Linked DNA regions of Homo sapiens: all the other regions are linked to region 3. The links are chromatin contacts, found by Hi-C or POLR2A ChIA-PET in ENCODE. All regions are on one chromosome and are shown on one strand. The core of a region is the stretch at or near the end of the contact, and the rest is flanking DNA. Distances in the headings are between cores, read along the strand shown.

The links. Hi-C counts contacts between places; a loop is a spot of excess contacts on that map. ChIA-PET counts read pairs that join two places held with the same protein, here RNA polymerase II (POLR2A). Pooled maps may share reads with other maps.
Region 1: a map of gastrocnemius medialis shows a loop between it and region 3 (5-fold over the local background). The contact joins the enhancer-like site here to the promoter of LINC02138 in region 3. A Hi-C loop is called at or near these places in 5 of 168 maps with a recorded cell type or tissue (CD8-positive, alpha-beta T cell, PC-9, gastrocnemius medialis and 2 more), 11 of 37 single-sample maps with no recorded cell type and 16 of 50 pooled maps. POLR2A ChIA-PET finds 5 or more read pairs at or near these places in 1 of 52 experiments (WTC11).
Region 2: a pooled map shows a loop between it and region 3 (10-fold over the local background). The contact joins the promoter of CYBA here to the promoter of LINC02138 in region 3. A Hi-C loop is called at or near these places in 1 of 168 maps with a recorded cell type or tissue (B cell), 4 of 37 single-sample maps with no recorded cell type and 8 of 50 pooled maps. POLR2A ChIA-PET finds 5 or more read pairs at or near these places in 1 of 52 experiments (activated T-cell).

Annotation. Positions count from the first base shown.
Region 1 is chr16:88,460,686-88,463,385 of GRCh38, reverse strand. All of the region lies in intron 1 of ZFPM1 (zinc finger protein, FOG family member 1), which reads right to left. Among named protein-coding and RNA genes, the nearest start is that of MIR5189, 6.9 kb to the left of the region's middle. RefSeq lists enhancers at 1,111-1,405, 668-1,583 and a silencer at 1,111-1,405. Within about 2 kb of position 1,250, at least 2 of the 41 ENCODE cell types and tissues checked have a DNase peak (open chromatin) inside an H3K27ac peak, as active enhancers do.
Region 2 is chr16:88,649,603-88,652,302 of GRCh38, reverse strand. CYBA (cytochrome b-245 alpha chain) reads left to right here and starts at 1,250. Exons shown (of 6, transcript NM_000101.4): 1 at 1,250-1,347. The coding sequence starts at 1,290. It overlaps MVD (mevalonate diphosphate decarboxylase), which reads left to right. Exons shown (of 10, transcript NM_002461.3): 10 at 1-363. RefSeq lists enhancers at 651-800, 228-1,122, 1,123-2,016, 2,017-2,700 and silencers at 1,061-1,340, 1,491-1,640.
Region 3 is chr16:89,165,019-89,167,718 of GRCh38, reverse strand. LINC02138 (long intergenic non-protein coding RNA 2138) reads right to left here and starts at 1,336. Exons shown (of 3, transcript NR_046200.1): 1 at 1,220-1,336; 2 at 413-582. RefSeq lists enhancers at 1-99, 100-948.

The DNA of each region.
Region 1 (2,700 bases), core at 1-2,500, 700 kb after region 3:
TGAGTCTTGGCTTCCCCTCCCATCACGAGGGTCTGGGCGCCTGCTGCCAGAGGAACCCCAAGAGAGGCTGAGGGGGCAGCTGCAGGCACCTGGTCCCTCACTGGGGGCTGAGGATGTCCAGGATAGATGCGCCATCAACCGTGAGGCCCTGTCCCCTGTCCCCGGAGGACTACCCAGCAGGTCTTTCCTCATGCATCACTTCGGGAAGGAGCCACGACCACCTGGCCCTGGGGCCTCCTCCGCTCCTGCTCCCTGGGTCTGACTTGGGAAGTGGGAGCTTGATGGAAAAAAGGGAAGTTGGGGCAGGAGGCGGTGATGGGTGCAGGTGCCCAGAAGGAAGTGGGAAGGAGTGGGCCCACGCAAGGCCAGCCGTGACAGAGACACCTGAGGGACGTCAGCAACCTGGGGAGGGGAGGGGGGCCCCTGCCCTGTTTGTGTGGATTTTGTTACAGACCACAGGGGGCCCTGGCCCGGGCTGCACCTCCCGTGTTGGGTGGCATCGCTCCTCACAGCCCCGTGAGGTGAGCATCACTGCTCCATTTTATAGTGGGGAAACTGAGGCTCAGGGTGGCTGAGTGACTTGCACGAAGACCGGGCAACCCTGGAGCCCAGCCTGGTGCCTTACGATACCCCCACTTTGCAGAGATGGAGACTGAGGCTTGGAGAAGCAAGGTAACCTCCCTATAATGACAGAGGGTCTAGGATTCTCCACTCCAGGATTCCAACCATGGCGGCCCACAGGGAAGCTCCCGGAACAACCCGGAAGCCCGCGGTGGCTGCCCTCTCCTTCTCAGGAAGCCACACCCCTGACAGTCCAGGAGGTCCTAGGCACAGGCAGCCATGCAGGTCCTAGGCACAGCAGGGTCACCCTGCCCTGCCGCTGCCTCCACAGCCAGAGCACCACTGTGTGCTGTGAGACTCTAGCGCAGCCACCCACCCTCTCTGACCCCCGATTTTCTCACGTGCGAAATGGGTGGAGAACCCAAAGCTAAGTGGTGTCTGGAGAAGGGCAGAACGGGGATGCCCGTAAGGCACTTAGCAGACAGGAGCCCTCAGCACGCCGGGCTCACTTCAGCTCCAGGTGGGGAACTGAGGGAACCAGGGGAGTCAGGGCCTGAGCTCTCGGAAGCTGCCCACCAGCCCCCAACACCCATTTCACAGCCGGGGAAGCTGAGGCTCCCAAGACCACAGCCAGCAGCCCAGGGGAAGCTGGGGAAGCAGACGGAGGCACAGGAGGCTGAGGGGAGGGGCCTGCTTATCTGCTCACGCGGCTCTGCCCAAGATCAGCCACCACATTCCTGCCTCAGCAGGACCACTGCCTTCCCCCAAAACACAAGGCAGCTGGGGAGGGAGGAGGAGATGGGGAGGCCGCCGGCCGATGCAGTAGGGCTGGTGGCCTGGGGGTGCTGAGTGGGCAGTGCCCAGAGAAACCTGGGCCCACCCCCAGGGTCCACGGCCCCAGCTCCCACGTCACATAACCTCACACATGTCACGCCTCCAGGGCCTCCGTTTCTCTCCTGTAAAATGGGTTGGCCAGTGCCAACGATGATCTTAGCAGTGGGTCAGATCTCCGGGCAAGAAGAGGACAGCCGGGGCTGGGGTGTGAGGCCAGCCCAGTCCAGGGCGTGGCACACTCAGGCAGAGTCCCTCCTCCCTTCAAAACCTAACGCCTGAAGGAGGGGAGGGCCAGCGGGACTCTGCTTAACGTCCAACCCTCAGGGCTTTTGGCAAAATATCAATAATGCAACCGGCAGCTCCAGAGGCAGCAAAGTCCCTCACAGACGTGTCCCTAGGACAGCCCTTCCCAGCCTGCACCCCACACAACAGCCGGGAAGGAGGTGTTCTCATCAAGCTCCTCCTTCAAGAGAGAAACAGAGGCCCCAGATACAGCCACTGGCCAAAGGGTCACAGCAAGGCCAGGCCAGGACGTGAGGTTGCGCTGTTGTCCGAAGCGGTCCCCAGACTGGTCACCTCCCTCTCCAGAGCTGAAGGCCGGCAACCACCCGGAGCCCTGAGGGTGCAGCCCAGGTGGCGGGGCAAAGCCCCTGCGGTGGGGATGGGGTGGGAACCTGGGGACTCCCCAGCAAGCATCCTGGTCCTCACCAGGCCTCGCACCCGTCGGTCCTCACCAGGGCCTCCCGCCCCACCCCTGGGTCCTCACCAGGCCTCCCGCCCCTGGGTCCTCACCAGGCCTCCCGCCCCGCCCCTCGGTCCTCACCAGGTCTCCCGCCCCTCGGTCCTCACCAGGTCTCCCGCCCCATCCCTGGGTCCTCACCAGGGCCTCCTGCCCCTTGGTCCTCACCAGACCTTCTGCCCCTGGGTCCTCACCAGGGCCTCCCGCCCCTCGGTCCTCACCAGGCCTCCCGCCCCACCCCTCGGTCCTCACCAGGCCTCCCGCCCCTCCCCTCGGTCCTCACCAGGCCTCCCGCCCCGCCCCTCGGTCATCACCAGGCCTCCCGCCCCGCCCCTCGGTCCTCACCAGGCCTCCCATCCCTCAGTCCTTAGCCTGCCCAGTGGCCCCATGAACAGCTGGGAGGCCGAGGCCCACGGGAGTAGGAGCACCATGTCACCCGGCATGAATAAGTCAGGTCCTCTTCCTGACGCGGGACCAGGGGTCTGCTCCAAACAGCTGCTATTTAAGCACCTACTGTATACCAGCCCTGTTAGACTACCCAACACAGCTCGGATAGGAGGGACCCT
Region 2 (2,700 bases), core at 1-2,500, 520 kb after region 3:
TTTGCCAAGATGGGATGGGGAGGGGGTATGAGAACTGGCAGAGCCTCGGTGCAGCAGGGCTGAAGGGCTTTCTCACCCCAGCTCTGGCTATGCCCAGTTCTCTGAGAAAGGAGCTCAGTGGGGAGGTGGTCCCTCCAGCGGACCAGGGAAGGGGTCACCGTGCTGGGAGCAGCCTCCTTGGGCCTCAGGAAACCACCAAGTGCCTCGGATGGTGGCTGCCCACGGCGCTTCTGCTGAGACCCTGCCCCCGGCCCAGGTGTCTCGGAGGGTGGCTGCCCACGGCCTGGGTGTGGCTGGAATGGTGGCAGGAGTGGGCACCAGTGCGGCCCCGGTGGCCATGGGGAATAAACCAGCATTGCTGCCTCCGGCCTCCGCCGTTTTTCTGTTTCGTAAACCAGCATCCCGGGGTTCCTGCTCTGAGTGACCCTGGCACCTGTCAGGGAGTCCAGGTGTGCCCCATGAGGGCCTGGGGGAGGGGCAGGCTGGGCAGAGCCACAGAGGGGCTCCCCTCAAACCCCACATTGGCTCAGGTGGGACCCTCAGGAGCAACCCCAGGTCTAAAGTCTTCCCATGGGCGCTGGGCTCACCACCCCCACGCCAGCCCCTGCCTCCCGTACCCAGGCCGGACGTGACGGGGCCGTCCCTGCATTCTGTGCTTTCCCAGTTGTACACATCCTGTCCCCTCCCTCGAGTCTCAGTCACAGTTCAGTGACCTGGTGACGGGAGGCCCCCTGCAGTGTCTGACCCAGGCCACGCCTGTGCCAGCCCAGAGCCAGGGGGAGGAAATGGGGGCTGGGCCTCTGGTCCCCATGGGGAGGCCACCCTTGTCCTTGGTAGCATCAGGGTGCAGAGGTGTTCCCGGGCTGTAGGGGTGACTCCCCCACCCCCCAAGGCTCTGGAGAGGCCGATTTGCTCAGGAAGCCGACCTTCACACCTTGTCCTGCTATTAATAGACGCCTGGTTGACACGGGACCCTCGGTTGGGTCCGGAGCATTGGGCAGGGGCACTTGTCAGTGTTTGAGAGCTGAAGTTTGGGAAGCCCTGGGGAAGCGCAGGAACTCCCCGCCTGGGCTGGGGCTGCCGGGCAGGGCCCCTCCTATGCCTCGGCGTGGCTAGAGAGGGCGGGGGCAGAAGGCTCCGGGACAGCCCTGCACCCTACAGATGCGGGTCTCCGCCCAGCCGCGGTCACCTGGGGGGCTGGGGGCGGGGCCTGGGCGGGGCGGGGTTCGGCCGGGAGCGCAGGGGCGGCAGTGCGCGCCTAGCAGTGTCCCAGCCGGGTTCGTGTCGCCATGGGGCAGATCGAGTGGGCCATGTGGGCCAACGAACAGGCGCTGGCGTCCGGCCTGAGTGAGTGCACGTCAGGGACGGTGGAGGCTGCAGCCTGGAGGGGTGTCCCAAGACCCCAGCCGGGACCTCGGGCTACTTACAGGGTGGGGAAGTGGGGCGCCAGGCGGGCCAGGCCGGGCCGGGGTCAGGCCAGGAGGGTGCGGGGAACGGGGGCGGGACCCTCAGGCCGCGGGCTGGAAGGAGGAGTTCTGAGACCCCCAGTAATTCCCTTGCAGACCCTGCGGAGCGCGGCGCCCCTCCCCCATTCCCTTCTCTCGGTCCCCCGACTCCGCGAAGGAGGAAGTTGCAGCGCAGGGGAAGAGGCGGTTCAGCCCCGGTGGTTTCCGGGGTCACCGCCCCGAAGCCCCCGAGTGGGGGCTCCGGCCTGGGCATCGGGAGAAGCTCCCCTGCCCCTCGGTAGCCAGCTGGCCTGGAGGTCGCTCTCCCTGGGCTTGGGGTGGGGAATGGGCTCATGCCCTGGGGCTCAGCCCTTCTCATCTGGAGTCTGCGCTGGAGGCGGTCTGAGATTTCACAAGGCGCCGAAACCACCCAGTGACGGCCCTGCCCAGCCCAGCTGCACAGGCACTTTGCTCTTGGGGTGGGATGGCACAGCCCCCAGTCACCCTCCTGTGCATTTGCTCAGAGGTTCTGGTGAGGGCAGCGGACTCCATTTGGAAATGGACCCTCTCGGGACCAGGGCCAGGGAGTGTCTGGCCCAGCACGGGTGAGGCTGGGCTCAGGCGAGGTCTGAGGGCAGAGGCACCACTGCAGCAGCTCCAGGAAGGACCTGCACCGGGGGAGGAGTGCCTGGGAAGGGCCTGGGGGCTGAGGGTGAGGAGGAGGGGCCCGCTGCCACCACTCCCCTGGGGCTCTGAGCGCCCTCCCTGTTGTCTGGAGGGTGCGTGGCAGCTGGAGTGGGAGCAGAGACCTCAGGGTGGGAGGGCTGGAGGACGGGGCCCTGCAGCCTGTCCTGTGCCCAGGAAAGTGACCGCCTGCTTCGAGTCAGCGGCCAAGAAGTCGGTGGGTCAGTTCAGACAGCTCTCCCCAGAGCTGCCCCGTGAGACTCACCCTGCCTGCCCCGCACTCCCTACAGGAAGTAGACGGACTGAGGGCACCCAGCTGGGAGCCAGGAGACCTGGGCTCTAGTCTGGCCTCCTGCTGAAACCCTCCAGGGGCTCCTGGCCCGAAGAGTTAGAGCCAGACTGGACGCCCTGCACTGCCCGCCCTGGCCTCCCGGCTCTCCGGCCCCCTCCTCCAGCTGCCGTGCTTCCTTTCTGTTCCTAGATCTCCTGAGCGTGCCCCAGGGCCTCGGCACAAGCTGCTGCTTCTGCAGAGCCTCATGGCTGTCTCATTTATTTCTCAATTCAAATGCCA
Region 3 (2,700 bases), core at 87-2,586:
GCTCAGGACTGGCGGGCTCAGGGCTGGCGGGGTCAGGGCTGGTGGCCTGGTGGCCCATCACACCCGCCAGCCCCGGCAGGGGGCAGTGTGGCTCCAGGGATGCCAGTGGAGGCGGGTGGGGGAAGGGCAGCGGGCTCCTCCGATTGCTGGAGGGTGTTCAGGGCAGAGCTGGGAGGGGACGATGGGCTCTTCCCTGCTTCCGTCTCCATGCTGGACATGCCTGCCCCCTCCAGGCCGGCCCAGCACTGTCACCAAGCGTGGACGCCTTGACTTCCTGCCCTTGGAGCCCCAACCCGGGCAGGGATCAGGGAGGCCAGCGGCCAGGCATGCCCCAGGGGGGGGCTGCAAGTGTGGTCCATGCCCACCACCCTTTCCCTGGCCCTGAGCACTGGGAAGGTGGGGGGCAGCTCACCTGAGGTCTCACCTGGCGTTGGCCCTGAGACCACCCGAGCCTCCCCGATGGCTGAGGCGAAGGCACAAGGGTGGCCAGGCCAGCAGGGACTCCTGAGGTCGGGCCAGGCCCCAGCAAGGCTGAGGCTGAGTGGGCGGAGCTGGCCACAGGGGTGGGGACGTGGGACAGCACTGTTGGGGGAACCAGAGAGCAGAGGTCACCAGGCTGCTCCCGATGTTCAGGCTTTCACAGGGATCCATAAGCTGCAATGGCCCCCAGTCAGCACCCTCCAAAGACAGGCTGTGGCTGGGGATGGGGCTGGGGCTGACGGTGGAGTGGCCCACACCCCCCAAGGCCCCTAGAGTCCTGACCATCCCCACGGGTAGTGCCGGAGCTCCCAGCTGCCTTGTGAGTCATGGGGGTGGGAGCCTCATTTGGCTGAACCTCAGAAGGGCAAGTGGGGCATGAGTGGCCTTGTCCTGCCCCAGCCCAGAAAGCTGTGGTCCCGGAGAGAGTGGCTGTCCAGCCCCCCACACCATGCGAACGCTCCCCTCCCCAGCAGATCCCACCCATGGCAGGCCCATCTCTACCCAGTTCCAGACATCTGTCCTCTCCCCCGCTGCGTGGGTCTGTGTCCCCAGCAAATCCCACCCATGGCCCATCTCTACCCAGTTCCGGACGTCTGTCCTCTTCCCTGCTGCGTGGGTCTGTGTCCCCAGCAGATCCCACCCACGGCAGGCCCGTCTCTACCCAGTTCCGGACGTCTGTCCTCTCCCCTGCTGCGTGGGTCTGTGTCCCCAGCAGATCCCACCCACGGCCCATCTCTACCCAGTTCCGGACGTCTGTCCTCTCCCCTGCTGCGTGGGTCTGTGTCCCCAGCAGATCGCACCCACGGCAGGCCCATCTCTACCCAGTTCCGGACGTCTGTCCTCTCCTCCACTGCATAGGTCTCTGTCCCCAGCAAATCCCACCCACGGCCCATCTCTACCCAGTTCCGGACGTCTGTCCTCTCCCCTGCTGCGTGGGTCTGTGTCCCCAGCAGATCCCACCCACGGCAGGCCCGTCTCTACCCAGTTCCGGACGTCTGTCCTCTCCCCTGCTGCGTGGGTCTGTGTCCCCAGCAGATCCCACCCACGGCAGGCCCGTCTCTACCCAGTTCCGGACGTCTGTCCTCTCCCCTGCTGCGTGGGTCTGTGTCCCCAGCAGATCCCACCCACGGCCCATCTCTACCCAGTTCCGGACGTCTGTCCTCTCCCCTGCTGCGTGGGTCTGTGTCCCCAGCAGATCCCACCCACGGCAGGCCCGTCTCTACCCAGTTCCGGACGTCTGTCCTCTCCCCTGCTGCGTGGGTCTGTGTCCCCAGCAGATCCCACCCACGGCCCATCTCTACCCAGTTCCGGACGTCTGTCCTCTCCTCCACTGCATAGGTCTCTGTCCCCAGCAAATCCCACCCACGGCCCATCTCTACCCAGTTCCGGACGTCTGTCCTCTCCCCCGCTGCGTGGGTGTCTCTGTCCCTCCCTCAGTGCCCCAGGCCTCTGTCCTTTATCCCCATAACCCAACACTGTGACAGGAGGGAGGGAGGAGGGTGGAAGAGGGAGCAGGAAGGGGCCGCAGAGGGGAGGAGGGGCTCCGCATGCTCTGGGGCCCTGGAAGGAAGGTCGTGTGACGGGGTCCTCCTGAGCATGCTGGGCCCATGGTAGGGTGGGCATGGGGAGCACAGGGCAGTGCCCCCAAAACCTGTCCTCCCCGTCAGCCACAGGCACTGAGCACCCCGGAGAGGGCAGTGAGAACTGCTGGCTGCCCAGGGAGGGCGGGCGGGGGTGCTGTCCTTTGCAAGGACAGGAGCTTCTGGGTAGGGAGAAGGGCACGGGGTAGGGATGGGAGTTAAAGGGACCCCGGCTGCATCTATAGTCCAGGGGCTGCCTCATCCCCAGTGTCCCTGAAGGTAGCCTGTGCCATGGGACAGTGGCAGTGCCCTGGCCACCCAGCCTGGCTCTTGGAGCTGGGTGGTGCCCAGACTGGAGGAGGCCAGGGTGGCTGCCTCCTGACCACCATCTTACTGTTCCTACCATCCCGTCTCCTGGGTGGTGGTTGGCACCTGTGGAGGGCAGGGCTGCCTCAGGAGCTGGCAGCTCTCAGTTCTGATCCCTGGACATGAAGAAACTTGGGGTAAGGCCCCCAGTCCTCAGAGAGACCCTTTGAGCTTCCGGCTTCGTCATCGGAGGAGCCCAGCATTGCCCTGGGTCATTCCACACCCTGCCCTTTGGGGGGGCCGGCCAGGGCCACGGCTGGGAGATGACGGTCCC